Regions from separate parts of the Homo sapiens genome. Here region 1 is linked to region 2. Evidence: chromatin loops called from intact Hi-C (ENCODE). Cell type or tissue: HCT116. All regions are shown on one strand. Each heading gives the region's core, and the rest is flanking DNA. Links, peaks and the distances in the headings are about the cores only.

The links. Hi-C counts contacts between places; a loop is a spot of excess contacts. Peaks named below come from ENCODE experiments on the same cell type or tissue, not always from the same donor. Only the 100,000 strongest peaks of a DNase experiment are listed, where the experiment ranks them.
Region 1: it touches region 2 in a loop (8-fold over the local background); 8 of 110 quality-filtered maps call a loop at or near these places.

What each region holds. Positions count from the first base shown.
Region 1 is chr16:67,855,645-67,870,539 of GRCh38, reverse strand. NUTF2 (nuclear transport factor 2) reads right to left here. Exons shown (of 5, transcript NM_005796.3): 2 at 5,311-5,438; 3 at 2,129-2,200; 4 at 1,941-2,039. The coding sequence starts at 5,409. Among named protein-coding and RNA genes, the nearest start is that of EDC4, 10 kb to the left of the region's middle. In HCT116, for the core only: a CTCF peak has its summit at 5,000 (motif pointing right); a DNase peak (open chromatin) is centred at 5,027; H3K27ac peaks cover 820 bases.
Region 2 is chr16:67,665,934-67,680,828 of GRCh38, reverse strand. ENKD1 (enkurin domain containing 1) reads left to right here and starts at 14,079. Exons shown (of 7, transcript NM_032140.3): 1 at 14,079-14,471; 2 at 14,564-14,758. The coding sequence starts at 14,387. It overlaps C16orf86 (chromosome 16 open reading frame 86), which reads right to left and starts at 14,015. Exons shown (of 4, transcript NM_001012984.3): 1 at 13,757-14,015; 2 at 13,304-13,533; 3 at 12,731-12,951; 4 at 12,074-12,629. The coding sequence starts at 13,858. The coding sequence ends at 12,229. It overlaps GFOD2 (Gfo/Idh/MocA-like oxidoreductase domain containing 2), which reads left to right. Exons shown (of 3, transcript NM_030819.4): 3 at 4,776-6,293. The coding sequence ends at 5,674. RefSeq lists enhancers at 1,851-2,806, 2,807-3,763, 7,678-7,737 and silencers at 13,648-13,697, 13,778-13,827, 13,848-13,897, 14,238-14,507. In HCT116, for the core only: a CTCF peak has its summit at 7,950 (motif pointing left); a DNase peak (open chromatin) is centred at 7,948.

The DNA.
Region 1 (14,895 bases), core at 3,897-6,396, 190 kb before region 2:
CTACAGCAAAAGAGCAGAGGATGTACCTGCCTCCAAGCACATATCTCCAGACACAAGTGATCACAATTTTGAAACGAATCCCATAGTATTTACCAAGTAACTTATAGAGTATCAAAAAAACTGCAAACAATCTTGAAAACATAGGTTCACTATCCAATGATGTTTCCTGTCATGTAATAAACAGTATTTGAGATGAAAAAAAAGGGCAAGAAACCTGCAGCCAAACTGCAGAAAACTAGGATGAGACCTAGTTGAAATAGGAGCCTAGCTAACCAGCACTGTCTCTAACATCACCTGCTTTCTGGGAATTATCGTCATCAAGGAGGCAAATCAGTTGTTTGGGAGCTCCAAATTGGACAGAATCACCAGGAAGAACCTGAAGCCGGTGGGAAGCAGCAGTGTTTACTACCTTTGCCTGAGAAAGTGAACAATGAGCTCCCTACAGAGACCTCCTGAATTCTGTGCCTCTTCAGGCACAGGCACTGAGCAGGACATCCTGAACAGGCAGGAGAAACTGACAGGAAAGTCCAGGCCAGAAAGCAGGTGCCTCTGCGTCCACTGCAGAGGCCCACAGGACCACCTACACACCCACTCTGGACTCAGGAAGCCCTGTCCCGGCTAGCCTAGAGAAAGAGAGCATGTGACCATGTTATTGTAAGACACAAGCCCAGGCCGAGGGGCAGCCAATTTGTCCTGCTATTTTTGGGAAGAAGGGTGTTTTTGTAAACAGAATCTGGCTTTATTTATTTATTTAGAGACAGAGTTTCACTCTTGTTGCCCAGGCTAGAGTGCAATGGTGCAATCTCAGCTCACCGCAACCTCTGCCTCCCAGGTTCAAGCGATTCTCCTGCCGCAGCCTCCCGTGTAGATGGGATTACAGGCATGTGCCACCATGCCTGGCTAATTTTGTATTTTTAGTAGAGACAGGGTTTCTCCATGTTGGTCAGGCTGGTCTCAAACTCCTGACCTCAGGTAATCTGCCTGCCTCGGCCTCCCAAAGTGCTGGGATTACAGGCGTGAGCCACCGCGCCCAGCCCAGAATCTGACTTTAATATGCTGAAGCACAACAGGTCCTTGGAGAGTTCTTGGGGGGTCTGAGGGACCACAGGAAGTCTCTGAGAATAATAGGTCTTGAGAAGGAGGAAGGAAAATGCAAAGAGAAATAGGTGGCTCACGCCTATAATCCCAGCACTTTGGGAGGCCGAGGCAGGTGGATCACCTGAGGTCAGGAGTTCAAGACCAGCCTGGCCAACATAGTGAAACCCTGTCTCTACTAAAAATACAAAAAATTATCTGGGTGTGGTGGCGGGCAGCTGTAATCCCAGCTACTTGGGAAGCTGAGGCTGGAGAATTGCTTGAACTCGGAAGGCAGAAGTGTAGTGAGCTGAGATTGTGCCACTGCATTCCAGCCTAAGCAACAAGAGTGAGACTCCGTCTCAAAAAAAAAAAAAAAAAGAAATAGGAGTTCCAGGAATCTGCTTTGCTCAGCAGGCAAGGAGCCAGCAGCCAGCCTGAGGAGTGGTAGCAAGGGCTGCAGGAGTGGACTGCCTCTCCGCACCCAGCTAGCCTGTCCACCTTGACCTTAGGGCAGAGTGGGAGCCTAGTGGCTTGGCACCCCAGTCCCATCCTACTCCTATACTTCTCCCTTTTCCAGATAAAGGCTCTAGACCAGTGTCTGCCAATAGGACTTTCTACAGTCACAAAAATGTTCTATATGGCTAGTACAACCGAAGAAGTACATTTTATTTAATCTTAATTAATATAACTTAAAAATTGCCACCTACATGTGGCTAATGGCTAGCATACTGAACTACGCAGCTCTAGACAGTCACTTTGTCTGGGTGTCCCTAGATAAGCAGGTCACATCCACAGGGAAAGCAGGGGTACAAGACTCTCCTCTGCCTGCCCACCCCTCCCTACCACTGTGGCAGTACCATTACCTTAAGCTGGCCCACAACCATGCTGATGATGCAGCTATCTGGAGTGGGCTGATGGTCCTGCGCGGTGATGCTGTGCTGAATTTTCTGGAACGGAAGGCTCTACAAGAGAGAGAGTGGGAGGTGGGAGAACCAAGGCCAGAAGGGGTGGGAAAGGAGCCACCTGCACCCTGGCTTTCTTCCCTACTTACAGACAACTTCTCCACAATGGCAGCTTTCCCCTGGAACTGTTGTCCTTCCCACGTAAGGCATGACGCGTCAATCTGAAAAAGGCACAGGAAACCCCAGGGTTGGGGCCTCAGAGTACAAGTATCTCTAAGGCCCTGGAAAGACTCTGAAAAGGGCCTTGCTTGGAGAAGTGTGGCCACACTTCAGTTTCCCTGTCTAAAGAAGGAGACTGAGTATAGCCCCCAAACATTACACTATCAACATCTTCTACCCCATTGACCCTGGGCCCAGGCTTTGAAAGACTATTTAATAAAATATACTTCCCATTTGTATTTAAGAAGTCATATGGTCTCTGATATGCATAGGCCCAGGAGGGCTATATTGGCCTGAGCTCAGCCATCCTGCTGTGTGGTCAGTCAGTGTCAGTCCCAAAAGGTCATCAGAAATGTGGCCAGGCACGGTGGCTCACGCCTGTAATCCCAGAACTTTGGGAAGCCAAGGCGGGAAGATCACGAGGTCAGGACATCGAGACCAGCCTGACCAACATGGTGAAACCCCAACTCTACTAAAAATGCAAAAATTATCCAGGCATGGTGGCGCACGCCTGTAATCCCAGCTACTTAGGAGGCTGAGGCAGGAGAATTGCTTGAACCCAGGAGGCGGCGGTTTGTAGCGAGCCGAAATCGCACCACTGCACTCCAGCCTGGGTGACAGAGCAAGACTCCATCTCAAAAAAAAAGTCATCAGAAATAACTTGGAAAAATTCCACATTCATCACCCTCCAGGGCCGAGGCTAAGTTCCACTGTGGACTTTCTAGCTAGCCTTCTGGATACCCATGGGGTCAGGGAGAGATAGAGGCTGACAGGGCCTTCCAAGGCCTAGTCTGGGACCCTCCCTACCACCAAGAAGCAAAATCTCAAATGTAACCCACTTAGCTTAGTTCCACCTCAAATCTTCCCTTCCACAGCCTTCAAGGGCAGAACTCAAAAGGGCTTCTGCTGCTTACTAGCTGTGACATTAAGTAAGTTATTTCTCTGAGTCTTAGTTTCCTAACCTTCAAAGGGGTAATGTGCTGAGTATTATGAAATAATAAATATAAATTGTTCTTTTAGGACCTTGCTAACTCTCTTCTCTGGCTCAGGCCTGCTTTAAGAGATAATGAGGCCAGGTGCAGTGGCTCACACCTGTAATCCCAGCACTTTGGGAGGCCAAGGTGGGTAGATCACTTGAAGTCAGGTGTTCCAGACCAGCCTGGCCAACATGGTGAAACCCCGTCTCTCCTAAAAATACAAAAATTAGCTGGGCATGGTGGTGCGTGCCTGTAACCCCAGCTACTTGGGAGGCTGAGGCATGAGAATTGCTTGAACCTGGGAGGCAGAGGATGCAGTGAGCCAAAATCGCATGAATGCACTCCAGTCTAGGTGACAGAGTGAGACTCCATCTCAAAAAAAAAAAAAGGGAGAGTGATAATGAGGCACAAGTGCCAGGATCTCAGGTCAGATCACTTCAAGGTTTCAAAAACTCTATGCTGGGCATGGTAACTCACACCTGTAATCCCAGCACTTTGGGAAGCCAAGGCAGGCAGATCACCTGAGGTCAGGAGTTGGAGACTAGCCTAGCCAACATGGTGAAATGTCACCTCCACTAAAAATACAAAAATTAGGTGTAGCCGGGCGCGGTGGCTTATGCCTGTAATCCCAGCACTTTGGGAAGCTGAGGCAGGCAAATCACCTGAGGTCAGGAGTTCAAGAACAGCCTGGCCAACATGGTGAAATCCCATCTCTACTAAAAAATACAAAAATTAGCCGGGCATGGCAACACGTGCCTGTAGTCCCAGATACTTGGGAGGCTGAGATGGGAGAATAGCTTGAACCCAGGAGATGGACATTGCAGTGAGCCAAGATTGCACCACTGCACTCCAGCCTGGGCGACAGAGTGAGACTGCATCTCAAGAAAAAAAAAAAATTAGGCTTGGTGGTGCATGCCTGTAGCCTCAGCTACTCCTGAGGCTAGGCACAAGAATCGCTTGAACCCAGGAGGCAGAAGTTGCAGTGAGCTGAGATCACCCCACTGCACACCAGCTTTGTTGACAGAGTGAGACTCTGTCTCAAAAAAAAAAAAAAAAAACTCTACTATGATAATGACAATCAAATATCTGTGCTGGAATTGGTCTTCCACTAATAAAATTTCATTATTTTTTCCAAAATTTCTGAATGGACACTGACTTTCTGGAGACAGACACAGAAGACTGTGGAGAGTCAGCCCAATCAGGCTCTGAGACTGTGCCTGGATTACTCCTAACACCCCCATCCTGGGCTCACCTGCCTGATCAATCACATTTTTGTGACTGACTCTCAGGCAGAGTCAAGTACAATTAGTTCTTGGTGTATATGAACATCGTTAAAAGAGCAGCAAATGCCGGGCGCAGTGGCTCACGCCTGTAATCCCAGCACGTTGGAAGGCCAAGGTGGGAGGATCACGAGGTCAGGAGTTCGAGACCAGCCTGGCCAACATGGTGAAACCCCATCTCTACTAAAAATACAAAAAATTAACTGGCCATGGGGGCAGGCGCCTGTAATCCCAGCTACTCGGGAGGCTGAGGCAGGAGAATCACTTGAACCCAGGAGGCGGAGCTTGCAGTGAGCTGAGATCGAGCCATTGCACTCCAGCCTGGCGAAAGAGCAAGACTCCATCTCAAAAAAAAAAAAAAAAAAGAGCAGCCAGCAATGCCTGCATAGAAGGGTTTGTGAAATGACCTATCAGCCTCCCTGGGCTAACCTCATTTGTTTTCCATGAGCATTCAGGAGCCTTGGATCCAAAAGGAAGCTGGACCCCAGGCCTCCAAGAGAGCTCAGCTTTGCACTGAGGATGCTCATGGCTGCTGCCTCCAGAGGGCACCATGAGCCCTAACCTCTGCCTGTTGCTGCCCAATCCAAAACCATGTGCCATGACAAATGCTGGCCACATGGAATGGCAAGCCCAGAACAGCAGGATTCTCACTCTTGTGGAAGTTGACAAAAGGAAAAGTATAGACCAGGTAATTACTTGGGCCAAGCGTCAGACCCCTGTCCCGTGGACAAAAGTTCAGATACAGAGGTGTAGCCAGTCCAGATAGGGCTGCCAGAACTTGTGAACTGGACACACTGGCCCAACATCCAAATTGATCCCCTAGGGTCCATTCTGGCCCTAGAGCTGGAAACTTACGTAAATTGCGCCTAGTTGGGTTCTATCATTATCAAATAACTGGTAGTAATGTTGAATGAAGCTGGATCCAATCTGCTCCCAAATTGGCTTGTCTCCCATTCTGGAGCGTCACCCGGCCTCACGGAGACCTGCAAGACCAATGAGACCAGGAGGGAAGCATTGGTACCATGAGAGTAGGTGACCAGCCACTGACCCCCACCCCTCACTGGCCTTCCTGGAGTCCTTTGCTGAGATCTGTTCTCTCAGAGAACACGGACAGGCCCTGGGGAACTGGCAGGAGACCCCTCCCAAGCCAGACCAGTGCTAGGAGCCCAGAGGTAGATCAGACCCAGCCTCTCCTTTGAGTTCTTGGTTGATGAGACACATAGATGATAGGGTCGTGGAGCACACAGGAGGGGTGCTAAGGGTAGATCTACAACAAAGAAAGGTCAGAGCAGGCCCTTGAAAGCCCAGTAAGGGGAGGGGCCTTATGGGAGGAGTTAAGCACTCCTCCAGTATCTTTCCATGTAATCCTCTCAACAACCTGCAAGGACAGAGTTATTGCTATTCTTCCCACTTTACAGCCAAGAACAACTGATACCTGTGTGTGTGTACTATTTTGTACTACAGCCCTCAGGCCCCCAACACTGTCCCAGGGCTACGCTGACAGATGGAAGACCCAGTGAGGATGTGGGGAGATTCTCAAGGCCCCTCTTCTTTTTTTTTTTTTTTTTTTTTTTTGAGACAGAGTTTCACTCTTGTTGCCCAGGCTGGAGTGCAATGGCGTGATCTTGGCTCACTGCAACCTCCGCTCCCTGGGCTCAAGTGATTCTCTTGCCTCAGCCTCCAGAGTAGCTGGGATTACAGGCGCCTGCCAACACACCCAGCTAATTTGTATTTTTAGTAGAAATGGGATTTCACCATGTTGGCCAGGCTGGTCTCGAACTCCAGACTGCAAGTGATCCACCCGCCTTGGCCTCCCAAAGTTCTGGGGTTACAGGCGTGAGCCACTGTACCCAGCCAAGGGCCCTCCTCTGCCAAAAACAGCAAGTGATCCCTTAGTCTCATGGGGGCAGTTTACTTCCCCGAGGCCAGGTGATTACCTGACCTGGCCCTTTCTAGGATATTTCTTCATTGATGGGAGTGACTCCTACCCACTTCAGAGCTGGGGACATGAGTTCAAGGATCAGAGGGAAAGCTGAGGGTTGTGGGAAGAGGGGATGGAGGCTGTGAAGGGAAACGTGTCATCCCTTCATATCCCCTCATCCCAGCATTGCTTTTACCCTAAGGAGCTGTCTCTCTCGGGTCTCTGAGAGGAGGCCCCCTCCCAACTAGAGACCATGGCTGTAAGGATACTGGATGGAAAACCCAAGCCCCAGATGGGAGAGCCGCTTGGGCTTTGCTAGGCTGCTTCCAAGTAGGGAAGCCCACATCTTGCTGCAGATCCCCTGACTGCAGACCCACATGTTTTTCTGTGGATGGCCCCAACTGTAGAGGAGCCCACTCCCTCTGTCCTGATAATAGGACTCTGAACCAAAGCAGTGAGGAGGTGGGTTCCACCCCAGCAGACAAGCATTCGCAGTGGTGGGATCTGATGCAAGTCACTGCCCTTCTTAGGGCCTCAGCCTCCTCCACTATAAGATGGGGATGGCAACCTGACAGTGCCGGTGGTTGTGAAGCTTCTCTAAAGGAACATGATAAAGCCCTCAGCTCAACATGGTAAGTGCTAGCTCACTCCAGTCCGTGTGACCTCGCCCAAAGCCAGAGGAGCCAGCGGGGAGGAATCGTGTAGGGAAAGAGTGAGAACGCAGCCAATCCTCCGCTCTGTGACCAACACTCAAGCCAATGAGGGAGCAGGAAGCTAAGCCAGCTTTATTTTAGGTCCCCTAGGAGGTAGTGGCACTAAAAATAGAAGCTCAGTGCTGGGATGACTAAGAAATGTCCAGGAAAATCTAAAGCAAGCAGGGGAGAAAGCTTGGATCCAGTCACGCCTGCCACACAGGAACACAAGGTGTGTCCTAGTTCATACTCTGCCAAGAAAGAAATCAACAAGTGGGGAAAGCACAGGACCATCATCTAGTCTTCACTGTGGTCTTGGTCACATTTCCAAGAGGTCAGACACTGGCTGTACTCACACACAAACTTAGAGGACCTAAGGCAGAGCACAGCTCCCACCTCTGGCATTTCTGCCCCGTCCACCTGGTACTTGCTATGCTTAGTCACTCAATGTGCCCTGACCCTGCTGCAGCTTCCAAGGTGCCATACCCACTGCCTAAGAGCTCTGAGGGTAGGGGAAAAGCTGGAGGAATGGATAAGGGCCACATCTCCTTCTACCCTTGGCTCAGAGCAAAGTTGGGCAGTCCTCAGAAAGGGTATGCCAACCAGAAGAAACAGCACCAGCAAATGTCCCGGGGCATGAAAAGGGTCTCGCTCTGTCCCCCAGGTCAGGGTACAGTGATGCCATCTCATCTCCCTGTAGCCTTGACCTCCAGGACTCAAGCAATCCTCCCACTTCAACCTCCCAAGGAGCTGAGACTCCAGGCAAGCACCACCACGTCTGGCTGCTTTTTGTGTTTTCTGTAGAGACCAGGCTTCACCATATTGCTCAGGCTGGTCTCAAACTCCTGAGCTCAAGTGATCCACCCAGCTTGGCCTCCCAAAGTGCTGGGATTACAGGCGTGCACCACCATAACTGGCCTGTGATAACTTTCTGATACAAAAACTCCTTGACTGAAGTGGTGGTGGAAGGAAATGGGGTGGAGGGATAAAGGAAGAGAAAGACCCTTTGGCCTGGTAGGGCAGAGAAGAGTGGGGAAGAGTAAGCTCTCTGAGGAATAGGACACATCAGGGGCTCCCAGAAAATGACAAGGAACCTTCAAAACTATGTGGGATTGAGGCCTGCTTCACTGTCTTGTGTTTATTTCCAAGTAGTGATCACAACAGCCACATAGTCAGAATCCACTGTCATCCAGTGATGTCGCTGGGTCTTGCCCTAAGCTCACCTGGTACATCAGTGCTGACACTGGGTCCTCTGGTCAAGGCCCGTCTCTTTTTTCTGCTAACTCTGCATCCCTGAGCTCTAAACCACAAAGCTGACCATGCTCCTCCCCTACAAACACCCTTGCTTTTGGCTTAAAGGCCAAACTCCCTAAGCTCCACAGGTGGCCATCCACCCTCATCCCCATCTCCCTAAGCCATTCCCTCCTACCTCGATCCAGCTACATACAGACACAACAGAACCTACCGAGAGCCTGCTCACCATGTTTTGTACACAGGAAAGTCCCCTCCTGCGATCCCCACCCTTCCCACGGGAGGCAACACTCTTGAGTCCAAAAAAAGAAGCAAGAGTGCAGAGCCCCCATCCTATCCCCATGCAACATGAGGGAGGGGTCCAGGCCAGGCTGGAAGATGTTCCCCAGAATAGCCAGCAAGCTCTGATCTTGTTTCTAACACATTTACTGTGCAAGTAACAGGCTGGAAACAAAAAAGCCCGGGCTCAGAGGCAGCCTCACATTAGACTGGGGACTGACCATCATGACAGCTTCTCCTACAGCTCTTGTGAGAGGGCCGCTGACCACACCATCTCCTGCTTCACCCCAACAGTCCGCAGGCTGAGGCCAGGCTCCTTGAGGAGCAGAAAAGACTCTGATGACCTCTCACCCACTGAACACCAGCCTTCACTGACCCTTAGGTCTCTGTGAGTGCAAAGACCCTCCAAGAATGTCTCAGCAACTGTGGCCCTCTCCCAACACATTTGCACAGAGGTAGAGATGCCCCAGCCTTGTGAATAATTTTCAACTGTTCAGCCATAGATCCCAGGTTAAAACCTCTGACCCAGGAGATCCCGTTAGACAACAGAAAAACTCCATTTTTATCTTCCAATTTTAAGTGTTTCCAAGAACAAAACTCAAAATAACTGTCTGGCTGTGAACACTTCATTTTCACTAATGCATATGAGGCACAGAAATGTGCAAAGAGCTTATGTGCACTTGTTTGTAACCACACCCTGTGAGTCAACCCCCTTGTTAGAGATGACCAAAAGGAGATTCAGCGAGGTTAGCCAACTCCAACTCGCTCTAGGTCAGCAGCTGATAGGTGGTGGAATTGGACTGACCAGATTTGGAGGCCTCTCCAGAGTCAGGACTTCTAGTGACAACGTGGGCCTGGAGACAAGAACAGACTACATCAGTGAGAGCACTCCTCTGAGCCTGGCTCTCTCAGAAAGGGGCAAGGCAGTCCTGAACCAGGGCTTCCACCTCCAAACAAAGGCCTCAGGCAGAAGAGTTCCACATCAAACCTAGAGTCCAAACAACAGGAGTTTTCATGGAGGATGATGTCAGCTTTCTCAAACCTTCGAGGTCACAACCCTGTTCTACCATCTCAGCAAAGCAGACAGAGCAGACAGAGATCCTAGCCTGAGGCAGGAGAGTGATCGAGAAGACGCTATCACTCCTTCCAGACTGGCACACAGAAAGATTCTCATGTGTCTGCTGAAGCCCACAGGGAATGCCAGCAGATTTGCATGGCCTACAGTGAGGGCCCCAAAATTGGTACCAGTCGTGGCTATCCTCCACACATGCTATCACGGAGGCCAAAAACACAGCCTTGAGGCACAGCCTGGAAAGGACTCCTCCAACAGGGAAACTGATAGCCAACATGGCTTAAACCCCTCAGGCCCAAGGCTGGGCATAGTAGCTCACATCTGTAATCTCAGCACTTTGGGAGGCCCACGCAGGAGGATCACTTGAGTCCAGGAGTTCCAGACCAGCCTCAGCAACAAAGCCCCATATCTACAAAAAATTTTAAAAATTAGCCGGGCATGGTGGTTCACTCCTTTAGTCTCAGCTACTCAGGAGGCTGAGGTGGGAAGATCACCTGAGCCTGGGAGGTCCAGGCTACAGTGAGCTGTGAACTTACCACTGCAATCCACCCTGAGTGACAGGGCAAGACTCTGCCTCAGAACAAACAAAAAGGCTGGGCATGATGGCTCACACCTGTAATTCCAGCACTTTGGGAGGCCAAGGTGGGCGGATCACAGGGTCAGGAGATCAAGACCATCCTGGCTAACATGGTGAAACCCCGTCTCTACTAAAAATACAAAAAATTAGCTGGGCGTGGTGGCAGACACCTGTAGTCCCAGCTACTTGGGAGGCTGAGGCAGCAGAATGGCGTGAACCCAGGAGGCGGAGCTTGCAGTGAGTGGAGATTGCACCACTGCACTCCAGCCTGGGCAACACAGCCAGACTCCATCTCAAAAAAAAAGAAAAAAAAAAATAATAAAATATCTGGCCATGGTGGTGTACACCTGTAATCCCAGCTACCCGGGAGGCTGAGGCAGAATTGCTTGAACCCGAGAGGTGGAGGCTGCAGTGAGCTAAGAACGACCCACGGCATTCTAGCCTGGGTGACAGAGTGAGGCTCCATCTCCAAAAAAAAAAAAAAAAAAAAAAAAAAAGGCCTGGCGCAGTGGCTCACGCCTGTAATTTCAACATTTTGGGAGGCCAAGGCGGGTGGATCACCTGAGGTCAGGAGTTCCAGACCAGCCTGGGCACAACATGGTGAAACCCCATCTCTACTAAAAATACAAAAATCAGGTCAGGCGCGGTGGCTCACGCCTCTAATCCCAGGACTTTGGGAGGCTGAGGCGGGTGGATCACCTGAGGTCGAGAGTTCCAGACAAGCCTGGCCAACATAGAGAAATCCCGTCTCTACTAAAAATACAAAAAATTAGCTGGGCATGGTGGCAGCTAATTTTTCCCTGTAATCCCAGCTACTCAGGAGGTTGAGGCAGGAGAATCGCTTGAACCCGGGAGGCAGAGGTTGCGGTGAACCGAGATTGTGCCATTGCACTCTAGCCTGGGCAACAAGAGCAAAATTCCACCTCAAAAAAAAAAAAAAAAATCATCAGCTGGGTGTGGTGGCATGCACCTGTAATCCCGGCTACTTGGGAGGCTAAGGCAGGAGAACTGCTTGAACCTGAGAGGTGGAGGTTGCAGTGTGCTGAGAACACCCCACTGCACTCCAGCCTGGGCAACAGAGTGAGACTCCATCTCAACAAACAAACAAAAACAAACCCTCGGAGCCAGAGTGTAAAAAGCGTCTTGCGGGTGTGGTGGCTCACACCTGTAATCATGACTGTAATCCCTCGGACACTTTGGGAGTCCAAGGCAGGAGGACTGCTTAAGCCCAGCAGTTCAAGACCAGCCTGGACAACATAGTGAGACCTCATGTCTACAGGAAAAAAAAAAAAGCTGGACATAGTGGAATATGCCTGTAGCCCCAGTTACTCGGGAGGCTGAGGTAGGAGGATGGCTTGAGCCAGGGAGGTCCAGACTGGGCAACACAGTGAGATCTTGTCTCAAAAAAAAAAAAAAAAGTGTCCTGAAGGCAGAGCAGCAGCAACCAGACAGGAAGACACTGCTGGGTGTCAGTCCTTCTGGAAGTCCCCCGATTTTATGGTCTGAGGAGGGGTGCTACTATGTATTCTGTCCCATGGCACCTGGAACAAAGTCTCAACCACTTATCCTGTCCTAGGTGACCTGGCCCTCCTGGCTGTCCAACCTCATCTCTTGCCACTCCCTCCCCTCCTCTACAGTTGCACCAGGCAATTTCCTCTATCTGGAACATGCTGAGTCTGTTCTCATCGCAGGGCTTTGTAACTGCTGCTCCTTCTATCTGGACCACTCTACTTCCTAGATCTTCGTGTGTCACATATGTGCCAGCTCGAATGTCACCTCCTCATTCACACCTTCCCTGACCCCTTAGTCTAAAGTTGCTGTCTAGTGGCCAGGTACAGTGGCTCACGCCTGTAATCCCAGCACTTTGGGAGGCTGAGCAGGCAGATCACTTGAGGTCAGGAGTTTGAAACCAGCCTGGCCAACATGGTGAAACCCCGTCTCTACTAAAAATACAAAAACTAGCCAGAAATGGTGGCATGCGCCTATAGTCCCAGCTACTCGGGAGGCTGAGGTGGTAGAATCACTTGAACCAGGGAGGCAAATATTGTAGTGAGCCGAGATCATGCCATTGCACTCCAGCCTGGGCGACAGAGTGAGATTCGGTCTCAATTAAAATAAATAAATAATAAAGTAGCTGTCTGATTACCCATTTTGCCTCCTGTATTGTTTTCTTAGCACTTATCACTGCATGACATTGTCACAGTTTGGTATTTGTTTACGGTCTATCTCCCTGACAAAGCACCCCTAGTCATCCCTGTTCCCATGGTACCTGGCCCAGCCCTCAAACAAACTATTTGTTGACTAAGTGCATGAGTGTGTCAGAGCCTGGGCTGAGAGGCCAGCCCTTCTTCTCTGGAGGAGGAGTAAGTTCTGGGCAAACTCCACTCAAGTGGCCTACTGACCCACTTCCCCTCCACCCACACCTTCTGTCCAAGCTGTGAGGAAACAATTATTTGTTGTCCACCCAGCTATCTGTCTATGGCATGTGGCAATTGGGGCTTGGCCCCAATACTCTCTCATTCCCAAGGTCCTAGTGAGAGACAGCTGTGGCTAAACAGCAGGCACAGCCACACCCTCAAAGACCTGGCCTCTAGCCTGCTCCACTTCTCCCTTGTTATTTGACCCTTTGACTCTGTCCCATCATTAGTAATTGTAGGATGTTAGGAGGTAATGAATGGGGTATGGAGCAGGACCCAGCTGTAAGGAGTCAGTATGGGTTCCTAGGTGAATACTAGGTCAACAGCTAGGAAGAAGGTAGGTATCTCGCCCACACCATGGAGATGGCCTAGAATCAGGAATGGAAACTGCCTGGCCCGCCACTCCCCTGGCTGAAGGATGGAGTGCAATCAGCCCAGATGGCTGGCCAAGACAGAATCCTTTCCTGGGGCTGTCACCTGAGGTCTAGGTGCCCACAGCACCCTAAGGGCCCCTTCCTCCTCTTCTGCCTGCAGGGAGGGTTCTAGAGCCACTGGGCTTCCCTGACTGGCCCAGCTGAATCCCGAGACCTGCATTCTGGTCTCTGCTCTGCACTCACTCCCTATGTAACCTCCCTTTCCCCAGTGACTGAGAAGACCTCTGGGGCCCCATTCCTTCTACACAGCTCCCATCTGTGAACTGAGCCTCAGGCCATGAACTTGATTGTCAGGTAAACATGGACTTGGCTCCCCTAATGGGGCTTGAGACCCCTAAGTGACCACTCCTGTGGCCTGGCCAACACTGTTGTGACACGCTGAGACTGAGAAGAGCAGGGAATAAAGGGATGACCATGGCGTCCACAGAGTGGTGGAGGGAACACCTCCTGTGAGTCAAACACTTCTGTATTCTCTCACTTGAGTCTCACAACAAGCCCTGTGAAGCTGGTATGATTATCTTCACTTTATAGACAAGGAAACAAAGACTCCAAGAGGTTAAGAAAGAATTTAAGACCACAAAAGGCCACTGGCATAGCCAGCATTAGAATGTCCACAAAACTGGCCGAGATGGGGCCGGGCACAGTGGCTCATGCCTGTAAACCCAGCACTTTGGGAGGCCAAGGCAAGTAGATCACCTAAGGTCAGGAGTTTGAGACCAGCCTGGCCAACATGATGAAACCCCATCCCTATAAAAAATACAAAAAATTGGCCATGTGTGGTGGCAGGCGCCTGTAATCCCAGCTACTCCGCATGCTGAGGCAGGATAATTGCTTGAACCCAGGAGGCAGAGGTTGCAGTGAGCCAGGATCACGCCACTGCACTCCAGCCTGGGCAACGAGAGCAAAACTCCGACTCAAAAAGGAAAACAAAAGCAAAAAAAAAAAAAAACTGGGCCAGGGATGGTGGCTCACGCCTGTAATCCCAGCACTTTGGGAGGCCGAGGCAGGTGGATCATGAAGTCAGGAATTCAAGACCAGCCTGGCCAAGATGGTGAAACCCTGTCTCTATTAAAAATATAAAAATTTGCCAGGCGTGGTGGTGGGTGCCTGTAATCCCAGCTACTCAGGAGGCTGAGGCAGAGAATTGCTTGAACCTGGGAGGTGGAGGTTGCAGTGAGCTGAGATCACACCACGGCACTCCAGCCTAGGCGACAGAGCGAGACTGTCTCAAAAAACAACAACAACAAAAAAAAACTGGCCGAGATGCAAACAGCTGAGAGCCAATGTGGAGTAGCAGAAAGCACCTAAGTGACAAAATCAGGTGTTACAAGAACATGTCCATACACCTGTCCACCTTCTTCAGGGACGTCCAGATTGGCCACATCGTAACAGTGGGTGAGTGCCGGCCCCTGAGCAAGACAGTACGCTTCAACGTGCTCAAGGTCACCAAGGCCGCTGGCACCAAGAAGCAGTTCCAGAAGTTCTGAGGCTGGACATCTGCCCACTCCCCGCAATGAAATAAAGTTATTCTCATTTCCCCCATCCCCCCCCCCCGCCAAAAAAAAATCGGGTGGCAAGGAATGCAGCCCAGGCCTTGTCTTCCCCTATGAAATCAGCAAGCTCCATGGAGCCTCAGAATGGAAGAACCTGAGCACCTACTCAGCAGGTCAAAGCAGCTTTACACCTTAGGACAACTGAGAATTTGCATTCTCCTAGTCCTGAAACCACCTGCAAGTGGAACCAGTATCTCCACACAGAGCTCTTTCCTGGGGCAGCAAGCTTTCCAGTTTCTGCCCT
Region 2 (14,895 bases), core at 6,973-9,472:
ATGTAACAAACCTGCACGTTGTGCACATGTACCCTAGAACTTAAAGTATAATAACAAAATATGTATTAAAAAAATAAATAAATAAATTGAAGAGATTGAATGATGTCATAGACTACCAATCCACATGCCTTGTTCCTTGCTGCAGCACTGAGGTTTGTAATCCTGGGAGTTTAGACCTACGTAAGATGCCCATAAGTACAAATGACAGATGCTCTGTGGGGTTCTTCAGGGTCAAGGTGGCAGAGGTGGGGGTAGGAAGTGAGAGGAGGGGGAAGGGTTGACCAGAGGCACCAATTTGTCTCCTGTGGGCTTGGTCAGTATGTGAGCTACCAGGGGGCCAGGCTGGGCCTGACTCTCGGAGAGGCCTAATAAACAGTACGTATGATAAAACAACTCCTCTGTATTCGTTTTGATTTTATTTATTTTTTGAGACAGAGTCTTGCTGTGTCATCCACGCTGGAGTACAGTGGCTTGATCATAGCTCACCGCAGCCTCTAACTCCTGGACTCAAGTGATTCTTCCACCCTAGCCTCTTGTGTATCTGGGACTACAGCTGTGCACTGCCACACCTGTGAGCCACCTCACCCAGCCTGAAAATTAGATTTTCTAAAAAGACATTATAAAATCAACATGGGTTGGGCATGGTGGCTCATGACTGTTATCCTGGCACTTTGGGAGGCCAAGGCAGGAGGATCACCTGAGGCCAGGAGTTTGAGACCAGCCTGGGCAATGTAGCAAGACCCTGTATTTACAAAAAGTTTAAAAATCAGCTGGGCGTGCTGTCACTCATCTATGGTCCTTGCTACTTGGAAAGCTGGGAGGAAGGCTCTGTTTGAGCTCAGACCAAGACTGCAGTGAACCAGAATCCCGCTACTGCACTCCAGCTAAGTGACAAAGCAAGACCCTGTTTTTTTTTGTTGTTGTTGTTGTTTTTTTTTTTTTGAGACGAAGTCTCGCTCTGTCGCCCAGGCTGGAGGGCAATGGCACTATCTCAGCTCACTGCAACCTCCGCCTCCGGGGTTCAAGCAATTCTCCTGCCTCAGCCTCCTGAGTAGCTGGGATTACAGGCGCCTGCCACCCCGCCCAGCTAATTCTTGTATTTTTAGTAGAGATAGGGTTTCATCATGTTGGTCAGGGTGGTCTCGAACCCCTGACCTCGTGATCCACCCGCCTCGGCCTCCCAAAGTGCTGGGATTACAGGCCTGAGCCACTGCGCCCGGCCAAGACCCCGTCTCTTAAAAAAAGGAAGAAGAAACTAAATCAGATTTTCAAAGTACAGAACATAGAAATTATTTACCTGGGGCCGACGCGGTGGCTCACGCCCCAGCACTTCGGGAGGCCAAAGTGGGTGGACCACCTGAGGTCAGGAGTTCAAGACCAGCCTGGCCAACATAGTGAAACCCCATCTCTACTAAAAATACAAAAAACTTAGCTGGGCATGGTGGCAGGCTCCTGTAATCCCAGCTAGCTCAGGAGGCTGAGGCAGGAAAGTCACTTGAACCCAGGAGGCAGAGGTTGCAGTGAGCTGAGATCGTACCATTGCACTCCAGCCTGGGCGACAAGAGCAAAACTCTGTCTCAAAAAAAAAAAAAGAAAAAAAAAAGAAATTATTTACCTGGAAAATGTAGTTTCTATGTGAGTCTTTTATTTATTTATTTATTTGAGACAAAGTCTCATTCTGTCACCCATGCTGGAGCGCAGTGGCTTGATCGCAGCAAACTGCAGCCCCAATCTCCTGGACTCAAGGGATCGTCCTACCTCAGTCTCCCAAGTAGCTGGGGCTACAGGTACACGCCACCACGCCTGGCTTATTTTTTATTTTTAATAAATACTAGGTCTTGCTATGTTGCCCAGGCTGATTTTGAACTCCTGAACTCAAGTGATCCTCCCACCTTGGCCTCCCAAAGTGCTGGGATTATAAGCGTGAGCCACCACGCCCAGCCAAGTCTTAAAATCCAAGTCACAATGGGCTTTTTTTCTCTGTATTTACGACATTGGCTGAATCCCTCCCTTGGCGATGGTAATAAAATGTACTGTTGACAGAGCTGTACTGAGCCAGGTACTTTACATATACTGCTTTGGTTGCCTTAGTCCTCCTTTCTTCCCCTGTAACTGTAAAATCCTGCTTTACAGTTATAGTAGTAAACAAAAACCCAGGGAAGTTTAGAAACTTCCCAGATCATCTAGCAGTGAAGTGAGAGAGCCAAGATTTGAGCACAGGAATTTCTGGCTCCAAAGCTTGAGTCCAGCACCAGTAATTGACTCTTCCTGGGTAGTCAGTTGTCCTGGGGCCCATCCATCATGTGGGACATCGGCCATTTCTTTTTCTTTTTCTTTTTTTTTTTTTTTTTTGAGACAGAGTTTCACTCTCGTCGCCAAAGCTGGCGTGCAATGGCGCAATCTTGGCTCACCGCAACCTCCACCTCCCGGGTTCAAGTGATTTTCCTGCCTCAGCCTCCCGAGTAGCTGGGATTACAGGCATGTGCCACCACGCCCAGCGAATTTTGTATTTTTAGTAGAGACGGGGTTTCTTCCTGCTAGTTAGGCTGGTCTCAAACTCCCAACCTCAGGTGATCCACCCACCTTGGCCTCCCAAAGTGCTGGGATTATAGGCGTGAGCCACCATGCCCAGCCAAGACATTGGCCATCTCTATGAAGTTTTCTTAGTTTTTGTTGCAAGATTTATTGTCTGTAGTTACTATTGTTTCTGCTGTAAGCTGGCCCCTCCTGAGCCTGTGTGAACAGAATCCATCTTGGTCCATCAGGGTAAGCTGCACCCTGCAGTGAGCCATCAGAAATAATCTGTGTCTTAACCATTACCTCATCTGAAAACATTCAGAAAATGTTTGGGGGCCTGAGGGAAGATGAGCACCATGGTTACTGAAGATGCACATACCTGGAGAAGGCACATTCTTGTGACCGGTTGCCCCAGGTCACAGGCATCCAGGCCTAAGGCTGCCCCTCCAACCAGGAAGTACCTGTGGAGTGCCAGAGTGGAGCCTGGATGGCTGTGGAGGAGAAGCCCAGGTGCACACATTGCCCAGATGGGCTTCAACTAGAAGGGTAAGCACATGAATTAGTCCAGCCCAAGACTTGGTATCCAGTTTTCCACATTGCATGTAGGCTCTGTGTAATGCTTTCAGTCTCGTTTCCTAACCCACCCCTGCCTTCTCAGTCCTTCAGCATTTCGTGATCATTGCCTCTCCCCAATCCCCAAGTCCTTCTGCACAGCAGCCCCCATCTCACATTCAGTGGCTAGAGCAGGATGAGCAACCGAGAGACCACAGGAGGCAAAGAGTCAAAAAGATAATTTTGGAGTGGTCAGGCATGGCAGCTCATGCCTTAATCCCAGCACTTTGGGAGGCCAAGGCGGGTGGATCACCTGAGGTCAGGAGTTGGAGACCAGCCTGGCCAACATGGTGAAACCCTGTCTCCACTAAAAATACAAAAGTTAGCCGGGCGTGGTGGTGGGCACCTGTAATCCCAGCTACTCAGGAGGCTGTAGCAGGAGAACCGCTTGAACCCAGGAGGCGGAAGTTGCAGTGATCCGAGATCATGCGACTGCACTCCAGCCTGGGCAAGAGTGAGACTCTATCTCAATATTTTTTTAAAAAGAAAATTTTGGAGGAGTGCACAGATCATGTATCAAGACCTTATGGGTGGGGCCTTTGTAAGGACTTTGGCTTTTATTCCGAGAAGCTATTGCACATTGGAGAGCTTTTTCGTGGGTTTTTGCCAGGGTGTCTTTACCCTTTCTGGCTTACTATGACTTGTAAACTTCTGTATGTGTCTAGTCCATACTGCTTTTTGGGCTTTCTAAGTTTTCTATTTAAAGTATTAGCACAGGATTTCCTTCGACTTGAACCACACAAAGCTCGCAGGAACACTGCAGGTGTTAGTGTCTCATGGCTGCTCATATCCTCACAAGCTTTCATCTTGAAACATGGAGCAGCATTCATCCCTTCAGTTCCCAGCTGCTTATCCTCTAGCACTCTCCTCAGGGCTTTGTCCAGCTTTGTTTACCTCTGGGTGCGTGTTGGCTGCAGCGTACCCAGAATGGGTGTGAGGGCAAAAAGGGTATTCTCACTTCCTTCCCTTCCTGCCGGAGCCAAACATGTTCTAGCCTTGGGCCACTCTAACTTGTTGGACCAGTGTTTTCAGAGAACAATCTGCAGGGAATCTTAGGGCCCTCTCTGGAGTTATGACTAAGAGTAGAAGTTATGAATAGTCCATCCCCTAGAAAATAGGTTAGATTTCCTTGCCCCAAGCTGATGACCTAATAAATGCATGACAACATAGAGACACGTCCATGAAGTGTGCCCACCTCTCTAGCCCACCTGTGTTATTCAGGGTTCTCCAGAGAAACAGAACCAATAGGGTGTTTAAGACAGAGATTTATTTGAAGAAATTGGGGCCAGGCATGGTGGCTCACACCTGTAATCTCAGCACTTTGGGAGGCCAAGGCAGGAGGATCACTTGGGCCCTGCCTAGGCAACAGAGGAGGACCCCATCTCTACAAAAAAAAAATTTTAAATTAGCCAGGCGTGGTGGTACACACCTGTGGTCCCACTTAGGAGGCCAAGATGGAGGATCGCTTGAGGCCAGGAGATTGAGACTAGCCTGGGCAGCATAGCAAGACCCCACCTCTACAAAAAAGAAAAAAAAATTAGTTCGTGCAGTTGTAAGGCAGAGAAGTCCAAAATCCTCAGGGCAGGCGGACATGCTGGAGATTCCCCCTTGAAACTTTGAGATTTCCTGTTGTGTCCTGTTGTTAGGTATTGGGAAGAATGTGGTTTGCGAGAAGGCAGCAACATCGGTGGATGCCTTCCGGATGGTGACAGCCTCGCGCTACTACCCGCAGCTCATGAGCCTGGTAGGGAACGTGCTGCGCTTCCTGCCTGCCTTCGTGCGCATGAAACAGCTGATTTCGGAACACTATGTGGGAGCGGTGATGATCTGTGATGCCCGCATCTACTCAGGCAGCCTGCTGAGCCCCAGCTATGGCTGGATCTGTGATGAGCTCATGGGCGGCGGGGGCTTGCACACCATGGGGACCTACATTGTGGACCTGCTGACCCACCTGACCGGCCGGAGAGCCGAGAAGGTGCACGGGCTGCTCAAGACATTCGTGAGGCAGAACGCTGCCATCCGTGGCATCCGGCACGTCACTAGCGATGACTTCTGTTTCTTCCAGATGCTCATGGGTGGGGGTGTGTGTAGCACAGTGACACTCAACTTCAACATGCCAGGCGCCTTTGTGCATGAAGTCATGGTGGTAGGCTCTGCAGGACGCCTCGTCGCCCGGGGAGCCGACCTCTATGGGCAGAAGAACTCTGCCACGCAAGAGGAGCTGCTCTTGAGGGACTCGCTGGCAGTGGGCGCAGGACTGCCTGAGCAGGGGCCCCAGGATGTCCCGCTGCTGTACCTGAAGGGCATGGTCTACATGGTGCAGGCCTTGCGCCAGTCCTTCCAGGGGCAGGGCGACCGCCGCACCTGGGACCGCACCCCTGTCTCCATGGCCGCCTCCTTCGAGGATGGGCTGTACATGCAGAGCGTGGTGGATGCCATCAAGAGGTCGAGCCGATCCGGGGAGTGGGAGGCTGTGGAGGTGCTGACGGAGGAGCCCGACACCAACCAGAACCTGTGTGAGGCACTTCAGCGGAACAACCTATGAGCCTGCACCTGGGCTCCTTGCCACAGGGCAGAGGGACCAGGGAGGGGAACAGGAGCCAGACATGACAGGGACTTGGCCCTAGCAGAGACAGTGTCTTTCATTTAATGAGTCTGGGTGAAGCCAGAGGTGGCTCTGGGACTTCGCCCCCTCCAGTGGCTCATCTGCTCCTCAGACTTGCAGGGTGGCAAATGTTCCTGTTGCCAGGTTACCACGGTGTGCACAGGGCAGAGCTGCCGCCAGGCCTCCTCATGGTGATGCCAGTGAGTCGGACCAGGAAAGGCTCACCCTGGGGAGCCCTTCAGCCTGATCCGCAGTCCTAACAGGGTGAGAAAGCACAAGAGGGGCCAGCTCGGCTGAGGCCTGAGGAGAAATGATGAGAAGTTTTGTTTCGTTCTTGGGCTGGGGCATCTCAGGAACAGTGAGGGCAACAAGCTGTCCCTCAGGGACCCTCACCTGCCCTCCCATGTGACCAGGCCCTTCCCAGGTGGGGACTGGGGCTTGCTTTATTAAGTGAGCTCTTGGGCTTTTGAAGTAGGACAGAGGGCCCTGGTTTGGCAGAGAGGAGGCAAGGGAGGGCTTTAGAACATCTGAGAAATGTTAATAAATAATTCAGAAAATAGGACATGGCATGTGGTTTTTGTTTGGTAGGTTGGGTTTCTTTAATACTGAAAGGCTTGTTTCTGGCTGGTAGGGGGTTTTTCTCTACTCATTGCTCCACAGCAGCTCGGAGCCAGCGTGGGTCATCACCGCCAACTGTGCCACACGGGCCGCTGCCCCTGCCAGCCCTCGTCTCCTGCCTGTTCCCTCATAGCCAAATCCCAGGAGCCTCAGAAGAAAAGATTTCCTCAGAGAACAGGACTCAGGACTTCCTAATGGGCTGCTGCTGGGCCTGCCGTCTCAGCAGATAGCGGGAGAGTTTGGGGCCTCACTGGGGTGGAGGTTAGGAGGGGTTCTGTTCTTAATGTCACGGTGTTGGCTGCCAGAGTGCTCTTGAGGTGGCGGGGAGGAGTGGTTTCAGGGAGGTGGCACAGGGTGAGGAGGAGGAGGAAGAGCTCCAGGCGTGCCCCATGGAGCAGCTGTGGCTGGACCCGAGGGCCAATCACCCACCATGCTCTTGACTGTGCTCTGCACAGGGCCAGCCTTCTACCCAGCTCTGCCAGAGGCGGCGGGGGGTGGGGGCGGGGGGGCACGGTGTTGAGAAAAGACATGCGTTCCCCTTTGCTTGTTTGACCAGCCTGCCAGGATCGTTCAGCCTGGACCAAGTTCTGTTCCCTTCTCTAACCTTCCGCCCTCTTCCCTGCCCTGGGCTCCTTGCCAGAAAAGCCCAGGGAGGGCTTCCTCTTCCTCTTGGCACCGCTTCTAGACGTCACCAGGCTTGTTTTCCTGTAATTTCCTGGATTCAGATGTCCTTGTGAGAGGGAATAACAAGGGATAGGGTTGGAGTGTGCCTACTGCATGCTGACCCTCAGGGCAAACGTGTATGTTATTATTTCCCTTAACCTCCAAACCACTCTCTGACGGTAAATATTCTCATCATTCAGATCATAAAATGGAGGCACAGAGGGCAAAGCTACTTGCCTCCTGTAGATTGTACATGATGGAGCCAGGAGCCTGGTCAGGACCATCTAACCACAGAGCCTGACCTTGAACCACGCTTCCTCCCAGCATTTGGGAATCTTCAGACCTGAGGGCCCGGCATTGCCCCTCCCTGTGGCAGGAGCCTCGGCCTGGCCTGAACTAGGAGGTGAAATGCAGATAGCACCCACCACCAGGCAGGACACCGAAGGTTAAAGGGGAGGCTGCCCCCTTGTCCCTGGGACAGTTAGCTCAGCTCAGTCCTCCCATGTGTTGCTAGGATGTCGAGGTCACTCTGAAATGTGGGAATTGACCAGGAAAGCACAAGCCTGACTTAGATGCTCCCACATAAGAAAGGGCCATGTGGCCAACCCAGAATGGCACTCGGGTTCCCAGAATGTGCTGGGGGGAGGGTACTGCAGTGGGCTGAATGCAGAGCTGCTTTAATGAGGACCCCGGTTCCTCTGAGGGAATCCCCAGAGCCTAGATTCACGGCCAGAGTGGTGCATGGCCCCTTCCCTCAGACGTCTTTACCATCGAGTTATCCTGGGCATCAGAGCTGGTCAGTCCCACACTGGGGATGGGGAAGACAGATGTGCCCAGATGCCTGTGGCCAAGGGAGCCCACAGGGTTCTGGTCTCCATGGGTGACTGAACCCACACTGGTTCTAGACTTGTCCGGCAGCACCCCCTCCTGGAAGAAGGCAGTAGCATCTCCCAGGACCTGTTTCCAAATCTCAGGATGTTACCAGCTCTTCCTCAGGTCAAAATAAAGTTTTTCCAGGACAGTAAAAATGCAGTTAGCTTGGCTCGTCAGATACAGCAACCAGAAGAGAACTTCCCAAATACCTGTCGCTTATTCTTCAACCTCCAGCCAAATCCAGGACTGTTTTCACCTAGACGATGGCAGCCACTTCCTTTCCTGTTCTGCCCATCACCCTGCTGGCCAAGCAGCCTCTCCTGAATGTCACGCCAAGATCCCTCCCTATCCACACCCTTCCTCCTCACCCCCGGACTTGACCAACCTGGTTTCCATATGGCCATGCCCTCCTCTCCAGCCACACTAAGAGCCCTCCTGCAGAGGTGGCAGCTTCCATACTAGCAGGGCTTTGTCCCTGGCATGTCCTCTGCCTGGAAGGCACCACCTCTCTCTCTCAGGAGTCAGCTGGAGGACTGCCCGGTCACCACTTCTGACTTCAGCAAAGTAGCCACCTCCCAACCTGTGGTTCCACAGCCTTGGTCCTCAGTTGAGCTGAGGTTGCATGTCCCTCCATCCCTCCCTCCCTCCCTCTCTCCCTCTCCTTTTCTTTTCTTTTTTCTTTTCTTGTCTTCTTTCTTTCTTTTCCTTTTTTTCTCTCTTTTTTCTCTTTCCCTCCCTCCCTCCCTCCCTTCCTTCCCTCCCTCCTTTCTTTATTTATTTCTTTTCTTGACAGAGTCTCACTCTGTCACCCAGGCCGGAGTGCAGTGTCGTCACCTTGGTTCACAGCCACCTCCACCTCCCCGGTTCAAGCAATTCTCTTGCCTCAGCCTCCCAAGTAGCTGGGACTGCAGGCGCCCACCACCACACCTGGCTAATTTTGTTTGTTTGTTTCTTTTTGAGATGGAGTTTTGCTCTCGTTGCCTAGGCTGGAATGGAGTGGCGCAATCTCAGCTCACTGCAACCTCCACCTCCCTGGTTCAAGCAATTCCCCTGCCTCAGCCTCCCAGGTAGCTGGGATTACAGGCACATGCCACCAGTGCCCAGCTAATTTTTTTGTATTTTTAGTAGAGATAGGGTTTCACCATGTTGGCCAGGCTGGCTGGTTTCGAACTCCTGACCTCGTGATCCACCCACCTCGGCCTCCCAAAGTGCTGGGATTATAGGCATGAGCCACCGCCCCCAGCCTAATTTTTGTATTTTTAGTAGAGGCGGGGTTTCACCACATAGTCCAGGCTGGTCTTGAACTTCTGGCCTAAGTGATCCGTGCCCCCCTCAGCCTCCCAAGGTGCTAGGATTACAGGCATGAACCACTGCACCTGGCCACTTGTTTTGAATATATAATTTCAACTTTTATTTTACATTCGGGGGGTACATGTGCAAGTTTGTTACATGGGTATACTGTGTGACGCTGAGGTTTGGGGGACGATTGGTCTCATCACCCAGGTAGTGAACATAGTAAATAGGTTTTTTCAACAATCACCCCACCCCCTCTCTGCCCCCTCTCATAGTCTCATGTTTGTGTTTCCCATGTTTGTGTCCATGTGTACCCAATGTGTAGCTCCCACTTGTGAGAACGTGTGCTATTTGCTTTCCTGTTCCTGTGTTAATTTCTTAGGATAATGGTCTCAGCCGTTTCCATGTTGCTGCAAAGGACGCGATTTCATTCTTTTTTTTATGGCTGCATCATTTTTACTTCTTGAGACAGGGAAAAATGTTGCCCAGGCTGGTCTTGAACTCCCGGGCTCAAGCGATCCTCCTGCTTCAGCCTCCCAAATATCTGGGACTACAGACACAGACCACCACGCCCAGCTACACGTCTCCCTAAATAATGTAGCATTTCCTCTTTACAGCGAGCTTCTAGGAGCAGTAGGGACTTGGTCCTTTCTGCAGCTCCTACTACCCACCCTGCTTAGACAAGTCCATTGGGTAATAGGCCTCAGGAATTGCAGACTAGTTCTCCCACGATTTCTAATTCCTGCCTCACCTGTGAGAAGACAGGACCAGCTCTTCCTTATCAGTGCTGGCCTCGTTCACGCTTCCAGCCCTGGAGACCGCACAAAGATACAGAGGCCTTCTTGGGTCCGGCCTTAGCCAGAGAGCCCCCAGGTCGGCAGATCCTGCACAACTCAAGACAGGGATTCCTAGATCCCAGGGTGTGGTCTCATGCAAGGCCACTTCTCTCCAGGCCTCTGCCATCCCAAACATAAAGCAAGGAGGTTAAGCTCAATTATCTTGGCTGGGTGTTTTGGCTCATGCCTGTAATCCTAGCACTTTGGGGGGTCAAGGAGGGAGGATTGCTTGAGGTCAGGAGTTTGAGACCAAGCTGAGCAACACAGACCCTATCTCCACAAAAAAAATTTTTGGCCGGGCACGGTGGCTCACATTTGTAATCCTTGAGTCCGGGAGGCAGAGGTTGCAGTGAGCCAAGATTGTGCCACTGCACTCCAGCCTGGGCAACAGAGCGAGATGCTGTCTCAAAGAAAAAAAAAAGTCCTGACCCCCATGGCTTGTCATGGGGCCAGTGAGCACCCAAGTGACCCTGTCAAAGGAGGGAGCAGGCTGGGATGATGCCAGAAAGGGGACCCTGCTTTTCCCACCTGAACCTGCCCACCCTACTCCCTCCAGTGACCTTGCCAGGCCATATTCCAGGGAACCTACATATTAGACTGTGGCCTCGGGATGGCCTCAGCATTTCAGATTCTGGCCTGTCCCTCTCTGCAGCTTCCTCCACCCCTCACTTCAGTCTCATCACCTTGGTGCCTTTTAAGGGGCCCTCTGGCTAGGTCGATGTGATGCAATGAGATGTGCCCTTAGGGAGCTCACGGTCTAATCCCGATGACAGTTATAACCCACATGATAGCAATGCGCAGGGGCTGCAATGCAGGGCAACATGGGGTGCTGTCTGGCTCCCCAGGAAGCAGAATCCCAAGTTTTCAAAGGTGTGCGTGCACTAGCCAGGGGGAGAGGTGGGAATAAAGGCATTTTAGGCAGAGAAAGCCCCACATGCACAGAGTGAAGGGAGGAAAAGGTGTAACTGCTCAGGGAATTACCGGAAGCCACTGAATTCTAAGGTAGCTGGGGCAAGAGGAGGGGAATCCCAAGGGGGAGTGACACCATCAGGGGCTCAGGTGTGTGTGTCACAGGGCCACTGGATGGATCCGTGGGCCAAGGGATGACAGGCAGGGTGACCAGTGAGGCTGTCACCTGGAGATGACAGTGGTCCAGGCGACGGTGCTGACTGTGGGGTCCGAGAGGTTCTCAGCCTGAAAGGGTAGGATCACTGGCCTCAATGTCTGCTTAGCTTGTAGGAATCAGGGAGCAAAGAACAGGATGGGGTCTGGGGTGACACCCAAGATTCTAGCTTAAACAATTGTGCAGATGAGATACAGGAGGAAAAGCCAGTTGGAGGAAGGGGAAATTTCCATGAACTTAAAATTCCCTGTGTCTGTTTGTGGTGTCCAAGGAACACACAGGAGGCCCAGGATGTGCAGTTTCCAAAATGGCCAACACTGGCTGGCTCTTCCCAGAGATCCTTGCCGGTTGGACACAGCTGTCATCCAGTGGCTTGGCCTCAGGGTCCCAGATGCACTTACTGCCCCTGTCCACCCCTGCCTGCCAGGAAAACATCACTGATGCCCTGTCACCTGTGACCAGAGGCTACTCCACAGACAAGGTCCGGTCCAGCTATGGTCTGGCAATGAGTAGGAAACATCCCAAAGCTGTCACTGTTGTGACAGGCAAAAGAACTCTGTGCTACCTCCTAGGAGGATCCCAAGTTTTGATCCCCTCAAGGTGAGACCAAATGCAGGCCCTTCCCCAGGAGACAGAAGAGCAGGGCCAAACACCTGCTTCCCATGACCCAACAGACCCTTTCTTTTCTCTGCCCCAAGTTCCTCCTTCTCACTTCCCTCTTCATCACCCAGTTAGCTGCCTGACCCTCAGATTCACCTAAACACACAGCACCAGGTCCACCCTGATTCAGTGAGGCATGGGGTGGCACAAAGGAATCTGTCATTGTCAAAGTCTCAGGTGATGCAGATGACCATTCAGGCCTCAAACCCTGCACTGTTGAGTCCTCCATCCTCTTACCCATTTCAGGCAACCTATCTGGGGAATCACAAAGTCTTTGAAAAAGAAAAATATTTATTTTCAGCAAGACCAAAGTCCCAAGTGGGGGCAGGTGCCAAATTTGCCCCCGCCACCAGAGGGCCTAGGCCCACAGGAAGCCTGAAGCCAAATTCAGGCGTGGAAGGAGGGGAGCCACCAGTGGGGCGGGACAGTCACTTGTACTGAGGAGAGAGCGGGGGGACAAGTGGAGCAGTGCAGACACTCAGCATCTTGTCGATGTCCACCTGGGTTGACTTATCCACCTCGGCCTTGTGGTCACTCACCCCCAAGCTGGGCAAGCCCCCAGGCTCCTCTCCAGCCTCCTCTCCGAGGGGAGCCAGGGCATGGGTGGGGGTCACTAGTGGACTGGGACAGGGCAAAGCGAGGCCTGGGCCCAGCTCACCTGCCAAGGGCAGCAAGGCCTGCAGTTGCTCCACACCTCCCTCCTCGGGAACCGGGGCCAGCTCTGCCTCTGCCTCCACCTCAGCCTCCCCGTCCCCCTTCCCTGCCTGGTTCAGCTCAGGGTTGCAATAGTTGACGTACTGGTACAGCGGCCGCAGGCGCTGGGCCTTTCCTGCAAAGACCCAGGGCAGGGCAGAGGCTAGAGCGCCAGGTTGTGCCATGTCGGGCCCCACAGGCAGGGGGAGAAGGAACAGTCCAGGGACTGCCACTCACGCTCCAGCCTCAATGTCTCTAAGGGTGCAGACACCATGCTGGCCACAGCGTGGAGCACGGGAGCCCCCAGGCTCTTGCGCTTCTTGGCTTTTTTGTGCTGTTTGGCAGATGGTGAGGGCTCACTCTGGCTGTCCTCTGGCTCCTCCTCCTGCAGCGGCAGCTTGGGTGGCAGCTCAGCTTCAGCCTTAAGATGGGCACGAAGGCCCGGGAGGCTGAGAGACCTGAGCCAGGGACAAGAGACTTGAGCCAGGCTCCAGCCCTGGCTCCCATTCCCTGGCCCAGGGAATAGCCCAGCCTGCCCACAGCCCCAGGGCTCGACGCCTGTCCCGTTCCTGGTCAATGAGACCCCAGGCCCAAGAGGCTTAGAGGCCAGTGAGCCCAGGCCCCTACAAGCCCTGAAGCTCCCACTCTCCTGCTGCTCCCTACACGGGGGCTCTTGAGGAACGGGAGGAGAGTGATGGTAGTGGCTGGGGACGAGAATCCTCCCTGCAGGAGTGCAGGATTTAGGAATCCTACTGTGGTGTGTGCCCCAACCCCGGGGCTGCAGCTCCTTCCCCCCGAGAGCCCCCTCACTTGACAGGCTTTCTCTTTGGACCATGACGGGGCCTCACAATGGAGACCACGGGCCTGGGGCCTCTCTCCTCTAGCGCCCCGGCATGCGGCTTGGGCCGCTCCTCCCCCAGCTTGGGTCCTTCCTCCTGGAGCTCCGACTCCGAAGCTGCGCCTGCTGGGCGCTGGTCTTCACTCTGGGTTCCGCGGGCCTCATGGGCAGGCACCAGGAACTGGTCTCCCGCCACTGGACACTAGAGATGACACACAGGCCATCGGTCACCATGGCCGGGCAAAGGACATAGGGATCCGTCACTGAACACCTAACGTTAGACACCGAAACGGGAATAAGGACACCAGCCTGTGCCCCTCCCCGCCTGGAGGGCCCAGCCTGGCAGTTAGCGGGTCGGGGCGCTCAGTTCCACCTCTCAGAGCGCTGCGGCCCTGTGTTTGAAGGTTAAACAGCCTGACGGTCACCTCGGAGGTCTGAGCGCTGCCGGGCTCCTCCGTGAGCTGTCCCTGCCCCACGACCGTCGCCTCCTGGACCCCCGGCCGCCTCTCCGCCCCTGCCGAGGCCATGGCTGCGCAGGCTGAGTGCGTCCTCGACAGCTGCTTGGGGCGGGCCCCAAGGGGCTGGATGGTGGCCCCGCGCTGACCCCGGAGACCGGCCAGCAAGCGAGGGCAGAGCTGGGAAGAGAAACCGGCGACCGCGGAGCCCACCCTCGGCCGAAACTACAAGCCCCAGGACGCTTTGCGCCGGGGTCAGTGGGCCCTGACCCCGGGGACGGAAGCCACGGTTGCCCGGCAACAACAAGTCCCGTCGGGTGGCAGCGGCTGGCGGCAAAACCTCTCGAGTGAGCCCCTGCCCGAGTGCCGCGGGGGAGAGGCCGCGAGCGGGACCGAGAAGTGGGCTGGGAGCAGAGGTCGCGGAGGTGGCGAGCGAGGCCGGGGCCCAGGCGGGGACCGGCAGGGGCCCGGGAGTGGCGGGCACGCCAGGGTCAGGGTGCCGGGCGAGGGAGGGGGCCCGGGGTTGGGGAAGGGGGCCCGGGGAGGGAGGTAAACAGCCCTGCAGGCCTCGGGGCACCGTTGCTGGGCGGCGCCGGCGGCATGTGCGAGGGCCCGTCCCGCATCTCGGGGCCCATCCCCCCAGACCCGACGCTCTGTCCTGACAACTACAGGCGGCCGACCTCGGGTGAGTCCGGGGGCTTGGCGGTGGTGCGAGGCTCAGGGGTCGGCCCTGGCTCCACCTCTGAGCCCCGGACTCCGCCCGGCTCCGCCCCACAGCTCAAGGGCGCCTCGAGGGAAACGCGCTGAAGCTGGACTTGCTGACTTCCGACCGGGCCCTGGACACCACCGCTCCCCGTGGCCCCTGCATCGGTCCCGGTGCCGGAGAGATCCTGGAGCGCGGCCAGCGCGGCGTCGGGGACGTGCTGTTGCAACTCGAGGGGATCTCCCTAGGTCCTGGGGCCTCTCTCAAGAGTAAGTCCCAGGAATGGAAGAAGGGACAGAGAGGCAGTGCGGGGTGGAAAGAGATCAAAAGCAGCTGCTCTTTCCACCCTGACGTGGGCCCAGGCTTTGCATCTCTTGAGTCTCAGTTTCCCCAACTATAAAAGGGG